Linked DNA regions of Homo sapiens: all the other regions are linked to region 1. A link is a loop called in an ENCODE intact Hi-C map of the cell type or tissue named here. Cell type or tissue: Calu3. All regions are shown on one strand. Each heading gives the region's core, and the rest is flanking DNA. Links, peaks and the distances in the headings are about the cores only. Region 1 holds the start of OLFM3 (olfactomedin 3). Region 2 has its middle 120 kb from the start of LINC01709. Region 3 overlaps LINC01709 (long intergenic non-protein coding RNA 1709).

Region 1 (5,629 bases), core at 452-5,451:
TAAGACCTGTAAGCTTCAGCGACAGAAAAAAAAAAAAAAGACACACACCGCATTATAAATGTAAACATTATATAGTCTTCCATGAAATAGAATTGGCACTGTTGTTAGAAAACCCAGTTGTCTTCAGGTAAACTAATATATAAGAAGTACTTTCTAAGATGTAGATTTCCAGTATTTGATATATGTAAAATCCTATACCTAAAAAAAATCTATTCAATTTTAAGAGCTTTCCCATTTTGCCAGTTTCTGTTTATCCATGTGAGGTATATATATTATATACATATATAAAATAAACAAAGTATAACAATATAGAATAATACTTAAAATTATTTGAAAATTTGATGATGACCCATATCACTCCAAATGTATTAGTATGCAAAAAGGCAGTTGGTTAGCATTTCTGTTCATTTAAGTGTTATCACAAATTATTTCTTATTTGTCCAAAAACTGTATTTTTTGTAGTACTATATTATTGGATTTTTAATTTTAATTTCACCATATATAATTTGCTTTATGAATCCTGACTTTTAAAATCTAAGCCCTTAAGTAACTAGTAGAATGAAAAATAAAATTTTACAAAATTCTTAGTTTATAACCTAATTGACAATTCTTTTGAGGACACAATGGTGCCATCTGTAATTTTTTGGGGGGGAGCAATATAAATATATATTATATAAATATAAATATATAATATTAATACAAAAGTAGCTTCTCTTCATTTTTTAAAGCAATGTTTTGTCTAAAAGTCCTAAAACTTTTTACAACATTAAAATTACTTGTTTTGAAAGTTTTAATATTCTCTGTAATGTCTATGATATAGAACAAATATCGTCTTTTAAAAAAATCATCTTTTGTTCTTTGCACACTGTATTGCAGTATGTGGAAGCTGAGAAGGACAGTTTGAAAAGTTAATGTATGCCTTCCCTGGATTTTTCAGCTCATTTGTAGCAAATATCCACAGCTCATTCTGAAGAAAGTAAAAAGTTTTGTAGCATTGAATACACACAAATAAACTCACCAAAACTAGAAAAGATTATATTGACCAAAGATGCATTGCTTATTTTAAAAATGTCTTCATATTTAACAGAAAATTATCTACATATTTAATTTTGGAAAGAAAGGGGTGCAAGCAGTGAAGATATTTATGCATCAAAGATAACAGACAAATCAAATCACACACAAAATTGTTAATGAAGCTCTACATTTCTGAATTTATTTTAAAGAAAAACAAATAAAACTCACTTTAAGTCAAGTGACTTTTTCTGCAGTAACTTAGTGATTAACTTTGCTTTTAGAAAATGTTTTACCAAGAATATTCCCAAATCATATGGAATGTATTCAAAAGTTTTAAACAATATCATATAAAAAGAGTGGCAGTGGATAGAATGTGTCACTACAGGGTGCAGAGTCAAGAAGAAAAAAAATTAAATATAAAAACAAAATCAACACTTTTTCCTAAGTGTAAAATGCTTTAAAGCTACACCTTAGTATATAAAATATGCCTTTAAGATTATTAAGATGACATTCACACAGAGTGAAGCGTTTACATCAATAATACCAGTACAATCAAAGCTTTAAAATAAAATGAATTTATTCTCATCAGGTCCTTCTAAATATGAAAGAGTACAGAAATAATTACAAATATATACGACATGATTCTAAGTTTTAACTGTATACTATATTAGGCCTACAAATATCACAACCACAGTATTAAATTATGCTTGGTTACATCTTAGTTCTATTCAGTAATGAAAGGAAACTTAATTTGTCTACACTACACACATGATGTAAAGCTTTAAAAATAACTTTATAATATTCCAAAATATAGCTTGTATTAGTTTTATAGCATGGAATCATTCTTCCTATATTGTCAAATTGCTGTTGGCCAGTTAAATAAGTAAAATAATAAATTGTATCTCTTACTCTTTTTCACCAGGTGGCTTATCTCTTATTCCCTGTCATTATGATTTTCTTAGAAGGCTGAAGCTTTCAAATTATCTCACTTTGTCATCAAGACTTTTCTCAGACATCGTTGAAAATATTTGTCCATATTTTCCTGTCTTTTTATCAAAGGAGTTTAGCGTTCACTTTCATTGCCAGTACTAGATAATTTTCAGAGTTCAACGTCTATGAGTTAACTCATCCTTCCTATTGCCCTCCTTAGTTTGTTAAGGTTCTCACTTCCTGTTTCTTAACACTGATAATCAGAACTTCCTCAGTGCCCCCTAATTTTCTTAATGAAAAGGAAGAAACAAACACAAGCTCCTTTCACCAACGCCTCTCAGCCATGGCAGAGAGTATAGCTCTGCTGCTCTGCCATGTGTTTTACAAGCAGCATCCCAAATGTTTTGGACACAAACCGCAGCACGTCTGCGATGGGAGTATTATTGACCAGGATCAGCTGGAAAACGCTTCCCTGCTTTCAACAAAGAAACGGTTCACCATGTCCTAATACATGTTTATAAATTGCATTGTTTCTACTGCAAACTCCTTTGCATTACCCGTCCGACTTCAAAAGAGAGCATTAAGCAGTTGGACACGGAATAAGCTAAATTCCCCGGAGAGCCGCATTGCCCGCTGCCCATGCACATTATATTTTCTCCTAGTCCCTCCCCCCGCGCAGTAGGACTCTACCTTGAGGAGCTATTCCTCCGGTAGTTCACCTTGTTATGTTCCAAGCAGTGGGGATACGCCAGACACCATAAGGTAGCTGAAAGAGCTGTCTCTCGTCCCGTTTTTGACATATTTATTTGCATTTCTGTTAGGTTTGTTACATATTGCACATTTATTTCAAACAAGACTCAAAATATTGTTCATACCTTGGAAGGATCTAATCCGGCAAACAAAGACAGCAGCAGGAGGTTGAGAAGGTTGGACGTCGCCTGCATTCTGATCTGGGTTTTTGCCCCTCTTTACTCTCTTTTATGTAGGCTCTCCACTCACTGCAGAGACCTTTCCCTCGTCAGTTGCACTTTCTGCCTGCCAGTCAGAGCCGAGTGGAAGCAGAGGCGGCGGCAGCAGCAGTAGCAATAACAGCAGCAGCGGCAGCGGCGGCAGCCGCCCTGGGGGGCGATCATTCCGCAGGCATTCTCAGAGCTAGGAGTCCGGGAGCTCTAGAGAGTGGGTTGGGCTGCAGTGGGCGCTGGCCGCGGTGCTGAAGCGCCTCCAACCCGCGCGCCCCAGTTTACCCTCTCCCCCGCTGCTATATAGCTAGCCCACCTCAAAAGTTTTGACCCAAGGAATAGATAAAGGGATTAACTGCTGAGAGAGGTGTGGAGACCTGGACAACGGATATGACATCACTACAGCTCCTGGGGGTTTCGGGGGGATATTTTGCGGGGAATTTGTTAACCAAACAAGGATTGACTCTCGTGCTCCAGTTCAGCATTTGCCGGCAACTTGAGCTGCAGAGAAGTAAAGAGTCAGCTAAATACAGGATTATGAAACAAATAGTGCACTAGAACCTTCTGCTGTCATTGACAGAGGACTTGATATTGTATTTAGTGCTTTAAACAAAGTTTGCAGTGCAGACTATCAGTGTGTGTCATCCAAGGCACACGATTTTCAGCTGTTATTGATAGATGAATGTGGTAATTTATAGATATGTGCAGTCATTTATGAATAGCTTATTAAAGTTATATGTTTTGGTTAGGTATTAATGTGTATCTATCTATCTAGGGATTTGGTCATCTAAAAACACTATGCATAAATAAATAAAGAGGCTTATATTCTTCTTTTAGTTATAAATGGTATATTCCATTAGTGATCCCCCCAGCTGAAATATCCCCCCCATATGCACAGCCATACCTGGAAATATAGTTTTTCTATCAGTCTGACTTGTGTTTTTACTTGAAGAAGAATTCACTGATAGATGGATAGCGGGATGGGAAGAGTGTTTATTTCTAAGCTTTCAAACACTTCTGTAATCTAGGGCTCAAGAAAAGGCAGAATAGCTGCCTCACAAGAGCAAAGAAAGGGTAAATGGCAAACTCTCTTACCCTGCATCATTCAACCTTACTGGAGCAATTTCATTTCTTTGAATATGGAAAAAGTGTTCTCAATAATATAAAAAGGAAGAAGTTGGTAGCCACCCTGAAACATCCCTCTCGTACAATTATGCCTGTAATATTTCCATCTTCTATTGATTTTTCTAGAAATTATAATTCCTAAGGGTTAAAATATATAGATAGACTGGGTCTGTGGACATTGCTTCCTTTTACTTCGACATTTAAAAGACAATGAATTGAGATATCAGACACATACCGAGTATGAAATCTCCATCAACCTTTCACTGAAAATATATCCTATTTTTTAATATAAGAAATCTCAATTAGGACTCAAATGCATTTGAAAGTTATTGTCCCCAAGAATTTACATCATATTGCATCTGTTTTAATCCTAATATTATAAATGTGTGTATAGTTACTTGAGGTCTTTATTTTCTATAAACATAAATGGCATGAAGTTCACTACATCTGATAATTCTTTTTGAAGGAGTGGATCATACAAAATAGAGATTGCAAAATCATAGAAAGAAAGTGAAATTACTTATAATGGTGTTAATTTAATAATCTTAACAGCCATAACCATATTTAGAAGTTTCCATTATTTTGAGGTAATAGATAAAACTATAGAGTTGTACCACTCTCTGGGGTAACTTCCTAGAACATATTTGTCAGAGTTTTTTTCTTTTTACATTTGCTTCTTAACCTAAACTTTTCTACCTATCAACATCTACATACTTATCTATCTATGTAGGATAAAATCAGCATAATTTTTAAAAAATCACACATAGAAATTGTTGAAAATTCTGCATCCATTTTTAAATATTTCACATGACTGTGCAGATTGAAAATGAATTTGCAGAGGTGTGTTGGCTGAATGATTATAATAATACATTTTTATTATCCATTCTCTAAATACATTTTTTGTTATTTGTATTTACACATGCTTTTCCCTCTTCCCAAGAAGTCTTCTACCATCTTTTTTACATCTCTACCTCTCAATTAGCAGACAGTAGTACATTATACTTGTTTGAGTAGAGGAAGCTGTATTTAACAGACACACACAGTAATATGAAAATATAATAATATCAATTTTATCACTTCAAGATAAACAGATATTCTTATAATGAAAATAATGTTTTTTTTCTGGAAACAGAATTATTCTGATCTCATACATGGTTTACAATATTAGTGACTGTACCAAAACTTTTATGTGGGCACAGTTTTTTTTCTCTTTAACTCTCCTTTTTTATGGCACTGGAATGTCATTTGTAACAAGAAGTTAATAAGAAGGCAAATTCTAATTCTATGAAATCTTGTCAGAAAAAATGTGATGGAAGAAGATGATAATATTTAGAGATCCAAAATAAGTAATATATGGTAATTATGTTACAAATGAAAACAGATGATCTTAGCAAACTTACAACATATTTTCCATAAGAGAAGCTTAGTCATTTGTAGAGAATAATCAAGTTCAGTAATGAATCAAAGCTGTATTAAACATGCCACTGAAAAACACAAGCTGTAATCTAAACAGTATAAATTCACCAATACTCTACTACTTCCTCTATCTCTCTTCTAAAATAAAACAATACAGTTGCATAGCTTCTCTTAAAGATAACTAT
Region 2 (5,629 bases), core at 463-5,462, 480 kb before region 1:
GTTGCTGAATTTCAAAATGTTTCTGTATTTTATGAGGTTTCCCTTGTTAACAATTTTTAGTTCAATTCAATTGTAGTCAGAAAGATACTTGATATAATTTCTACTTTTTTGGAATTTGCTGAGACTTGTTTTGTGGCCTAATATATGGTCTATTCTGGAGAATGTTTTAAGTACTCATGAAAAGAATGTGAATTCTATATCAGTTGCGTATATTGTTCTGTAAATGTCAATTAGGCTAATTTGGTCTATTGTGTAGCTTAACTCCAATGTTTATTTGTTGATTTTCTGTTGGGATGATCTGTCCATTACTGAGACTGGGGTATTGAAGTCCCCTACTGTTATTGTATTGCCATCTGTCTCTCTCTTCCTTTAGATCTATTAATGTTTACTTATATACTTGGTGCTCCAGTGTCAGATAAAGAGATATTTATAACTGTTATACCCTTTTACTGAATTGACCCTTTTATCATTATATATAGTGACCTTCTTTGTCTTTTTTTTACAGTCTTTGATTTGTAGTCTACTGTATCTCATATAAATGTAGCTACTCTTGCTTGTTTTTTATTTCCAGTTGCATGGATTATCTTTTTTAACTCCTTCAGCTTTAGTCTATGTGTATCTTTAGAGATGAAGTGGGTTTCTTGTAGGAAGAATATAGTTGGGGCTTCTTTATTCATTCAGCCATTCTATGCCTTTTAATTGGAGAATTCAGTCCATTTACACTGTGTTGTTATTGACAAGTAAAGACTTACTACTATCATTTTGTTGTCTATTTTCTGGTTGTTTTGTAATTCTTTTCTTTCTTTCTTCTTTTTTTAACTGTCTTCCTTTGTGGTTAAGTGATTTTCTTTGATAGTGTGTTTTAATTCATTCTTATTTTTAGTGAATCTATTATAGGTTTTTGCATTTGTGGTTATCATGAGACTTAGAAAATCCATCTTATAGATAAAATAAATTATTTTAAAGAGATAAAAACTTAGATCACAAAGAATGTTAAAAAAAGCAAAAATGCAAAAATTCTACATTTTAACTTCTGTCCCCCATTTGACTTTAAGTTGTCTTGATTTACATATTTTTATATTGCCAATCTCTTAACAGGTTACTGTTGGTATTATGGTTTTTTGTAGATTTGCCTTTGGGGCTTCACACTAGAGTTATGAATAGATTGTACACCTGTTGCAGTAGTAGAGTATTCTGTGATTTTCTATGTACTTAATTATACCGGTGGGTTTTATACTTTGAAAAATTATCTGTTTGCATGTTAATGTTTTTTTTTTTCCCTTCCAGATTGAAGGACTGTCTGTAGCATTTTTTGTAAGACGGGTCTGGTGGTGGTAAATTCTCTCAGCTTTTGATTGTTGAGGAAAAACCTTTCATATTTGAAGATAGATTTGATGAATACAGTATTCTTGGAGGGTAGTTTTTTCTTTCATTACTTTGAAAATATTGTCCCACTACTTCCTGGCCTGTATGGTTTCCACTGAGAATTGTGTCACCAGATGAATTGGAGCTTTGTTTATATATTATTTGCTTTTCTTCCTCTTTCTGCTTTTAGGATGCTTTCTATCACTTTAGCTTTAGAAAGTTGAATTGTTATAGGTCTTGTGGTAGTCTAATTTGGGTTGAATCTGTTTGGTGTTTTCTGACCTTCCTGTTCCTGGATATTTATCTCTTTCTCACATTTAGAAAGTTTTCTGTTATTGTTTTTTTCTCTTTGAATAAGCTTTCTACCCCTTGTTCTTGCTCAACTGCCTCTTGAAAATTAATAATTCTTAGATTTGGTCTTTTGAAGTAATTTTCTAAATTTTATGAAATATTTTCATGCTTTTCATTCTTTTTTCTTTTTTTACTCTCTGACTGTTTTTTTCAAATAGCCTATCTTCGAGCTCACTGATTCTTTTCTCTGCTTGATTTATTCTGTTCTTCAAACCCTCTAATAAATTTTTGAGTTTAGCAAATACATTTCTCAGTTCCAAGATATCTGTTTGATTTTAAAAAATTATTTCAATCTCTGTTAGAGATCCCTGATAATTTTTAAATATGCCTTTCTGTGTAATCTTGAAAATCACAGAGTTTTCTCAAAACTGCTATTTTGAATTCTTGATCAGAGAGTTAACATATTGCCATTTTGTTAGGGTCAGTACCTGATTCCTTGGTTTGTCCACTTGGAGAGGTTATGGTTTCTTGTCTGCTGTTTCTTGTGGATGTACATCCATGTTTTTGCATTAAACGATTATTTATTCCAGGCTTCTGTGTATGACCTGTTTTGATTTACACTGGACATGTTTGCTTAGAGATTCTTCATAATTTAGCTGTTAATTGTCATTATTTTTATCACCCCAGCTAGGTCACTGCCTCCTTTTGGTCACTAGATGGCAGCTTAAGACCAAGATTTCCTTGGTTCTAGGCAATCAGAGTGCCTCCCTTCTCGAATGGGAGGATATCCCAAAACGGATATCTTGAGTGCGGGAAGGCTGGCTAGGGGTTTGTGCCAGGGAAGCTGTTACACAAACCTCCTATAACATGGTGCTGTTGAACAGCCACTCTGATTTGATGTCTCTTTTGGCTGAGTTACAGAGACGTTTCCAGTTTTATAGATAGTATTCCCATCTCTGCTCTTTGTCTCTGTCCTCAGAGATATTTCTTTAGGCACTCCTGATGATTCCTGTGGCTTGAGGCAGAGACAGGTTTACTGCCAAGAAACCCAAGGTGGTTAAGAAGCTGGTTGTCCACATCATCTCATTTTTTTTTATTGTAGAAACCCTAAGTTGGGGAGAAATTTTCCATGTTCTTGCTGTTGAACAGATTTGGGGGAGCGGTGTCACGGATATGGAAGTCCAACTTTCTTACTGTGTGTTGAAAGGTTTTTTCCCTTCTCTGTGGTCCCAGGAATGATCTGACCCTTCTATTTGAGCTCTAGAATATTGCTAGTGATGATGTTAGAGCTGTATATATGTTTCTGGTTTTCTATGTGTATGTGGTGGCAGTGGTGGGGAGGGTGAAGCCAGCTTGCTTCTATGCCACCATTTTGAAACTGGAAGTCCTCTCAGATTCTCCTTTTAACCAATTTTAATACCTTATTGATTTCCTCATTAATTAATGTTAAAATCTTTGATGTTATTTCTTGTTTAAGAGAGTTATGGTCTAAATTTTTTGAAGAACCATACTTGAGTAGATTAGATTTTTAAAAAGAATGCTTGGTTAGGAGTCTTTGACTGACAAGTGATAGTCAACACGGTGAGAGTGAGCTTGGAGAACAAGCCTTAATCCCTTTAAATATTTTCAAAAAATTGCTTATGTATTTTTTAAAAAGTTTGGCTTTATTACCAGAAGGAAGTTTTGAATGACAGCATAGAATGTATTTTTTTCCCTGAATCAGTTTTGGAAAAAAGACTACAAACATTTATAATTTAAAACCTTACTCCTAATATTTCTGAGGTTGCCAAACCACATGCCCATCTTTGGCTTAGTGTAGAAACTTAAAACAATTCTGCCCAAGCCACAGGTAAATATGCTGACACCTCCCCCTCACTATCTGCTTATCCACTGCCCTGCTTTGAAGGAAATTTTTAAGCCGTGTGTGTGTGTGTGTGTGTGTGTGTGTGTGTGTGTGAGATATGTGCATTATGTATTTTGCTTTCTTGGCCTTTCTACTTTTCATTCATTTCATTCCCTGGATTTTGTTAGGTGAAATTATTCCTTAAAATGGTTGCAGCTCTTATCTTTGCAGCAGGGTTACAGTCAACAAATTATTTTATTGCCTTATTGCCTTCTTTATATTTATCATTTCATTCTTGTTATATCTTTATTATCTTGCTTATTAGACACTTTTTAAAAAAAATCGGCACTAGTCTTCACTCTGCTGCAGTTCATACAGAACAAAGTACATTTTTCTAGCATACCAGGTGCCTCTTGCTCTCAGATCTTTGTACTTAAACTGGGAATAATTCTGCAAATATTTCTGAAATGAACTTCCTGTGGAAAGCTTTTCCCTCTGTGCTCCCACTAGCTTTATATATTTTTCCTGTAGTGCTTATAACACTGTACTGTAAATACATATTTCCTTGTATATTATATCCAATAGACTTTAATTTGAAGATAGTGACAATGCCTTGTCCCCTCCTGGAGCTTCCACACTAGTCTAAGGAAATTCATGTAGAAGTGCTTAATTACATACTATGAGAAAAAAAATAGATGAAGTTCAAGGGACAGATGAGATTTCTTTTTTTGAGGCAGGGTCTTGCTGTCCCCAGGTTGGAGTACAGTGGCATGATCATGGCTTATTCGCCGCAGCCTCTACCTCCCAGGCCCAAGCGATCCTCCTACCTCAGCCTCCTGAGTAGCTGGGACTATAGGCACATGCCACCATGCTTGGCTTAATTTTTGTATTTGTATTTTTTTTTTTTTAGAGACAGGATCTCACTATGTTGCTCAGGCTGAGGACAGCTGAGATTTTAACACTATATTCTGATCTACAAAAAAGATTGGACATAATGGGGTTCAGGATATGCTACCACAGAATATGGCCCCTGGGCACATTGGATATTTTAAGCAGAAAGAAGGTGAGAAAACCACAGAAGCAGGAAGTTCTCTCTGCCATTCTCCTGCCCTTCTTCGCTGAAGCAGGTCACAAGATTCTCATGTGACATGTTCTCTTCCTATATGCAAAGGAAAGGTGGAGTGTTGAATCTCTGAAGACAAGGGGCCCCAGAGAAAGATCTGAACAAACAGGCCTTCCTAACTTTTCTCATAGTTTATTACCGTTAGATTGTATGCTTCTTGCTCCATCACATTTCTCCTTGACTGTCACCTCTTCATCAAAGCTGACATAAAAATACACAGGTTTAACTATTTCTGTGTGTCTTCATTTCCTTGTGAAGGCTCCCATGTTATGTAAAACATAGTATATAAATTTGTATGCTTTTCTCTTGTTACTTTGTCTTTTAATATGGGGCCCAATCCAGTGATCATAAGATTGGTAGAGGAAAAAGAGTTTTCCTCTCCTACAAATTCTATAAGAAAAAATCCATATTGTTGAAGCTACTAAAAAACCTAAGCCAACTTTAGTAGGACTTTTGCTAGTCTTGACAATTTGTTTACCTTATTTAATTCATTCTTCATCACAAGCGCCATTGAATCACTGCCTCAACTATGCTGTGGGTACATATGGAGAAAAGCATTTTGGCCTTATTAGAAATGTACATAGTTGGCCAGGCATGGTGGCTCACGCCTGTAATCCCAGCACTTTGGGAGGCTGAGGGGGATGGATCATGAGGTCAGGAGATCGAGACCATCCTGGCTAACGTGGTGAAACCCCATCTCTACTAAAAAAGTACAAAAAAATTAGCCGGGCGTGCTGGCGGGCGTCTGTAGTCCCAGCTACTCGGGAGGCTGAGGCAAGAGAATGGCGTGAACCCAGGAGGTGGAGTTTGCAGTGAGCCGAGATCATGCCACTGCACTCCAGCCTGGGTGACAGAGCGAGACTCCACCTCAAAAAAAAAAGAAAAAAAAGAAAAAAAGAAATATGTATAGTTGACATGCTGGATGAATACTCTAACAAAAAATGAAATTTTCTGTTGTCATAAAAACTATACCATTTTCTCGCCACCCACACAGACAAAAGATTTAT
Region 3 (5,629 bases), core at 434-5,433, 340 kb before region 1:
GTGCTATCAGTTGTAATGTCTCTTTTTCATCTCTGATTTTATTAATTTGGGTCTTCTCTCTTTTTTTCTTAGTGTATGTAAAGTTTTGTTGATTTTGTTTATCTTTTCAAAAAACTAACTTTTTAAAATTTATCTTTTGTATTGTTTTGTAGTCTCGATTTCATTTATTTCTTCTGTGATCTTTATTATTTATTTTCTCCTACTAATTTTGAGTTTGGTTTGTTCTTGATTTTCTGGTTCCTTAAGGTGAATCATTGTCTTGCTTATTTGAACTGTTTCTGCTTTTTTAATGTAGATGTTTATTGCTATAAACTCCTCTAGTACTACTTTTGCTGTATCTTGTAGTTTCTGGTATGTAGTGTTTCAATTTTTCATTTATTTCAAAAACTTTCAAAGTTTCCTTCTTAATTTCTTCTTTGACTCATTGGTAATTCAGGAACATGTTGTTTAATTTCTATGTATTTGTAAGATTCCTAAAGTTTTTCTTGTTATTGAATTCTGTTTTTACTCAATTGTGGTCAGAAAAGATACTTGATATGATTTAAACTTTTTTGAATTTATTGAAACTTGTTTTGTGGCCTAACATATGGTTATTCTGCAGAATGATCCATGTTCTAATGAGAAGAATATGTATTCTGTAAATGTTAGGTCCTTTTGGTTTAGAGAATAGTTGTAACTTAAATGTTTCTTTGTTGATTTTTTTTTTTTGTCTGGATGGTATGTTCATTGCTAAAAGTGGGGTGTTGAAGTTCCCTGCTATTATTGTATTGCAGTATATCTCTCCCTTTAGATCTATTAATATTTGATTTATATATTTGGATGCTCCAGTGTTGGGTGCATATATATTTATAATTTTTATATTTTTATTATGAATTGACTCTTTGTCATTATATAATGACCTTTTCTGCCTTTTTTCATAGTTTTTGAGGTAAAGTATATTTTATCTGATATATGTATAGCTTTTCCTTCTCTTCTTTGGTTTTAATTTATATTGAATATCATTTTCCATCCCCTTACATTCAGTTTATGTGTTTCTGTACAGATGAACTGAGCTTTTTGTGGGCAACATATTATCAAGTCCTTTTTTTTAAATCTATTAATCCACTCTGTGTCATTTAATTGAAGAATTTAGTCAATTTGCATTTAATTTTATTATTGATAGGTAAGTACTTACTACTGCCATTATGTTACTTGTTTTCTGGCTCTTTTGTTACTCCTGTATTCAATTCTTCTTTTCCTACTTTCTTCCTTTGTGGTTAAGTGATTTTCTCTGGTAATATATTTTAATTCACTACTTTTTATTTTTAGTGTATCTCTTAGAGGTTTTTGCTTTGTGGTTACCATGTGGATTACAGAAAAACATCTTTTAGTTATGAAAAGTAAAATAATAATGATGCGTTTGATCTAAAAAAATAAAAACAAATAATAAACTATAATACTACATATTTTATCTCAATTTCCACAACACTTTGACTTTTTGTTGTCTCAATTTATGCATTTTTAACATGGCTTATCTCTTATATTGTGGTAGTTATTATTTCTGATAGATTTGTCTTTTTATCTTAATACTAAATATATGAGTAGTTTACATATCACAATTACAGTATTAAACTATTTTAATGTGTCTATGTACTTACTTTTACCACTGAGTTTTATACCTTCAGATTTTTTCTTGTTGAACATTAGCATCTTTTTCTTTCTAATTGAAAAACTTTAACATTTCTTCTAAGACAGGTCTGATGTTGATTAATTCAGCTTAGTTTTTTCTGAAAGTCTTTATCTCTCCTTCATATGTAAACGATAGTTTTGCTGAATACAGTATTCTTGGTGGACAGTTTTACTGCTTTCACACTTTGAATGTGTCATCCCACTTCCTCCTGGCCTGTAAAGTTTCTGCTGAGAAGTCTATTGCCACATGAATCAGAGCTCCCGAATACGTTATTTGCATCTTTTTCCTTTAGAATCCTCTCTTTGTTCTTAACCTTTCTGAGTTCAATCATTATATGTCCTGAGGTATACTTATTTGGGTTGAATCTCTTTGGTGACCTTTGATTTTCCTATATCTAGATACTTATATCTTTCTGTAGGATTGGAAAGTTTTATTTTATTATTTCTTTGAATAAACTTCTGACTCCTTACAATTTTTCAGTTCCCTTTCAAAGGCCAGTCACTCTTAGATTTGCTCTTTTGAGATTATCCTCTAGCTCTTGTAAGTATTTTTCATTCTTTTTTCCTCTGACTGTGTATTTTCAAATCTCCTGTCTTTGGGCTCACTTATTCTTCTGCTTGATTAATTCTAATATTAAGATCCTTCAATAGATTTTCCAGTTTAACTTGTATTTCTTACCTCCAGTATATCTGTTTCGTTTTTAAAAATTATTTCAACCTCTTTATTAAATGTATTTGATAAATTTCTGAATTGCTTTTCTGTGTTACCTTGGAGTTCACTGAATTTCCTCAAACCTGTTATTTTGAATTATTGATCCAAGAGCTCACACATTGTCATTTCATTGGGATCAGTCACTGCCTTCTTGTTTTTTACATTTAGGGAGTTCATGGTTCCTCATTTGCTCTTATTTCTTATAAACCTCTGTTTATATCATTGCACTGAAGGATTAATCATTTACCTCCGTCTTTACTGTTTGGCTTGATTTATTTTTTCTAGTGCATGTCTCTGCATAGGTATTGTGTTGATTGAGTTCCCCTGGCCCGAGATTGCTGCCTCTTTTATGGCACTAGATGGCTCCCTAAGCCTAGGTTTGCCGTGGCTCTTGCAAAAGTTAGTCTGCCCTTCCTGAATATTGGGGGATCCCAAAGATTACCCCTGGCTTTTCGGGAAGGCTGGCTAGATGTTTGTGGCCAGAGGACCCATGGAGCATGTACCCTACAGTATTATGCTGCTAAACAGCCTCCCTGATTTTGCCAAGTCAGAGAATAGCCACCTTTTTTTTGGCCAAGTCAAACAATAGCCACCACATTTTATGAGCTGAATGTTACTAGCCCCACCCTACTCTTTTTCTCTAGCTGCCCTCAGGAATTTTTGCCCTACAGGCCATTTACAATGCTTCCCATGGGTTGTGGCAGGAATGGTTATCATGCAAAACACAAAAACAAAAACCCCAAGATGATGGGGAACTTGGCTGTCTGCCTTGATTTTACTTTTCCCAGTGTAGAAACTGGAGTGTAGGGTGACTTTTCTGTGTGGTACCTAGCAGCTTCAGGAAGGGGCATTGCAGTTAGAGTGGTCCATTTCTTTTATCATCTGCTGGCAGATTTTCGCTTCTTTGTGATCCCAGTGATTGTCACAGACTTAATTTTGAGTTCTGAGATATTTCTGGTGATCACCTTGGCACTAGGTGGTTGGTTTTGTTTTTGGAGGGGGAGAACAACCAAGAAAGCCAGATCGCTTCTACTCTTTTATTTTGGTGATCTCTCTCTCTCTTTCTCTCCTATGCATCACTGTCACTTTTGATATAGAGTTTTTGAAACTGTCTTCTGACATTGTAATTTTTCTGATTAATAGCATAATTGTTTATGTTTGATAAGTTAAAATATAGAAAAGCACAAAATGATAAAAAGATAATCTGCAATCTTAACATCATGAGTTAGTCACCCAACCATTTTAGCGTTTATCTGCCAATCTCATAATTAACTAGTTGCTCCTTTTTGATGCATTATACTTTTAGCACATAGAGAAACTAGTTTTTGGCCCCTCTGAGCTTTTCCAGACCCCCTTTATGAAACCCTTTGGTCCTCGGCCTTGGTTGTTGGTACTGGTACAAGAAGAGGCATTTTTCCTTTGTTTTCAGTTTGCAGAACATCATGCTGGCAAGTGTCAAAGATAAAGTGGTAAGGACAAATGTTTTTCATCAATAACCTTTGGTAAAGAAGAAAAAATACTGTTTTTCCTCTACCCCTCTTAGGTTCATTGGCTGGAGCCTTGAGAATTAGACTGACAAAAGACAGATAAATAAACAGATTTATCAACAAATGTATGTGCATACCCATGGGAGTACTCAAACATGAGTAATTGAAAGAGGTGGTGCTACGGTTTGAACACTTCTGTTCCCTCTAAAATTAATGTTGAAACTTAATCCCCAAGGAAACTATATTAACAGCGTGGGCCTTTAAAAGGTAATTAGATCATGAAGGCTCCACCTTTATGAATGAGTATAACCTCATAAAGGAGATAAAGATAACTAGCTTTACCATTTTTGCTCTTTGGCCCTTCTCCACATGGGGACATAACATTCACCCCTTCAGAGAATATAGCATTCAAGTTGTTATCAAAAAACATCTTAGACTTCCCAACCTCTGGAGCTGTGAGAAAATAAATTTCTTTTCTCTAGCCAGTCTGTGATATTTCATTATAGCAATATTAATAGACTAAGACAGGAGTTAGAACTTGGGCTTGTGTAGGATCCCAACAAAAGAACAATACACATTTAGGGAATTGAGAAAACAAAAATAAAAGGACATAGAGTTTCTAGAGTGGCAAATCATGAGAAGGTAAATACATGGGGGAAACTAATGGAAGATAGGGCTAGTTAGTAAAGTTTATTGTGGAGTGTCCTCTGTTGACTTCCAGCTGACAAGGGTCTAAAATAGTCTTTGGTGATTTACTTCTGTTCTTCCTGTTACAGAAAAAAGAGGGGACATCTTTATCTTTACAAATTTATATTTTGTCTTTAGGCAAATAGGAAGAAGGCAGAAAATTTTTCTTGTATCTGCTTTTTCTCAGTTGCCTTCAGTTCAAAATAATCCTCATGCTAAAGTAGCATATTTTGAAGTGGGATAGTCTTCTATCCTTCACGTTGCAATGGGGAAGAAGTTCCAGTATTAACTCAGCTTTGATTTGTACAGAGGTACTGGACATTTTTAAGGGAGAATGAGGGAGTGAGGAAGAGGAAAAAGTGGAGGCTTGAGCAGAAATCGTGTATTTAAATTGGTGCTTATCAGGAGGAGATGTGAACTTATATTTATGACAGAAGGTAGTGGTACATGTTGGAGCAAGATGCCCATCAGGCTGGGAGAGAGAGTCAGAGTTATTTCCCTGAAGTTTGCATTTCAAAGAGACAGATCTCAGGTTCTTGAGAAGAAAGTTCTAGATGGTGGGAAACATCAGTCTCAAAAGCAGAAAGAAAGTATTATATTTACAACTTCAAGCTTTCAAGAGTAACTGCCCTAAGAGAGTATTCAGAGACCTGTCTATTACCAGGTTTTGGCTGTAACAAACAATAAATTCCCCTGGAAGCACTGAGCTTTCTGAGGCAGACACCTTAAAGGGGGTTTGGGGATCAGGTCACCCCAGAAACTGTGGTGGTGTTTGTTCAAGCCTCTTAGTGTTGGGGCAGGAAAATAATGGAATCATTTGTGCTGAGAGGCTGCAGTTTTATAGCCGAATATTGAGGTCTGGCCTAGGAGGGGGTTCAGAGGATCTTGACTAGGTTTGAACAAGGAGAGAATCTTTGTCACAAGTAAGGGAATGGTTTGGCTTATAAGTACCTGTCTTTACAGAATATACGTCAATTGACCAAAGGGATGCCAATGAAAAGTTAAAAATTCTGTTAGTTAAAAAAAAAAAAACACATGTGTAGAACTGGGGAAAAGAAGAAAGAACCAGACCAGA

The links. A loop is a pair of places that touch in the nucleus more often than their neighbours do. Peaks named below come from ENCODE experiments on the same cell type or tissue, not always from the same donor. Only the 100,000 strongest peaks of a DNase experiment are listed, where the experiment ranks them.
Region 2: a loop joins it to region 1, with 3 times the contacts of the local background. A loop is called at or near these places in 2 of 110 quality-filtered maps.
Region 3: it touches region 1 in a loop (6-fold over the local background); 3 of 110 quality-filtered maps call a loop at or near these places.

What each region holds. Positions count from the first base shown.
Region 1 is chr1:101,993,929-101,999,557 of GRCh38, forward strand. It overlaps OLFM3 (olfactomedin 3), which reads right to left and starts at 2,998. Exons shown (of 6, transcript NM_058170.4): 1 at 2,820-2,998. The coding sequence starts at 2,888. In Calu3, for the core only: no CTCF peak of the experiment used is centred there; a DNase peak (open chromatin) is centred at 3,103.
Region 2 is chr1:101,518,056-101,523,684 of GRCh38, forward strand. No RefSeq gene overlaps it. Among named protein-coding and RNA genes, the nearest start is that of LINC01709, 120 kb to the right of the region's middle. RefSeq lists a silencer at 2,298-2,407. In Calu3, for the core only: a CTCF peak has its summit at 2,375 (motif pointing right); no DNase peak of the experiment used is centred there.
Region 3 is chr1:101,650,829-101,656,457 of GRCh38, forward strand. All of the region lies in intron 2 of LINC01709 (long intergenic non-protein coding RNA 1709), which reads left to right. Among named protein-coding and RNA genes, the nearest start is that of LINC01709, 14 kb to the left of the region's middle. In Calu3, for the core only: no CTCF peak of the experiment used is centred there; a DNase peak (open chromatin) is centred at 2,723.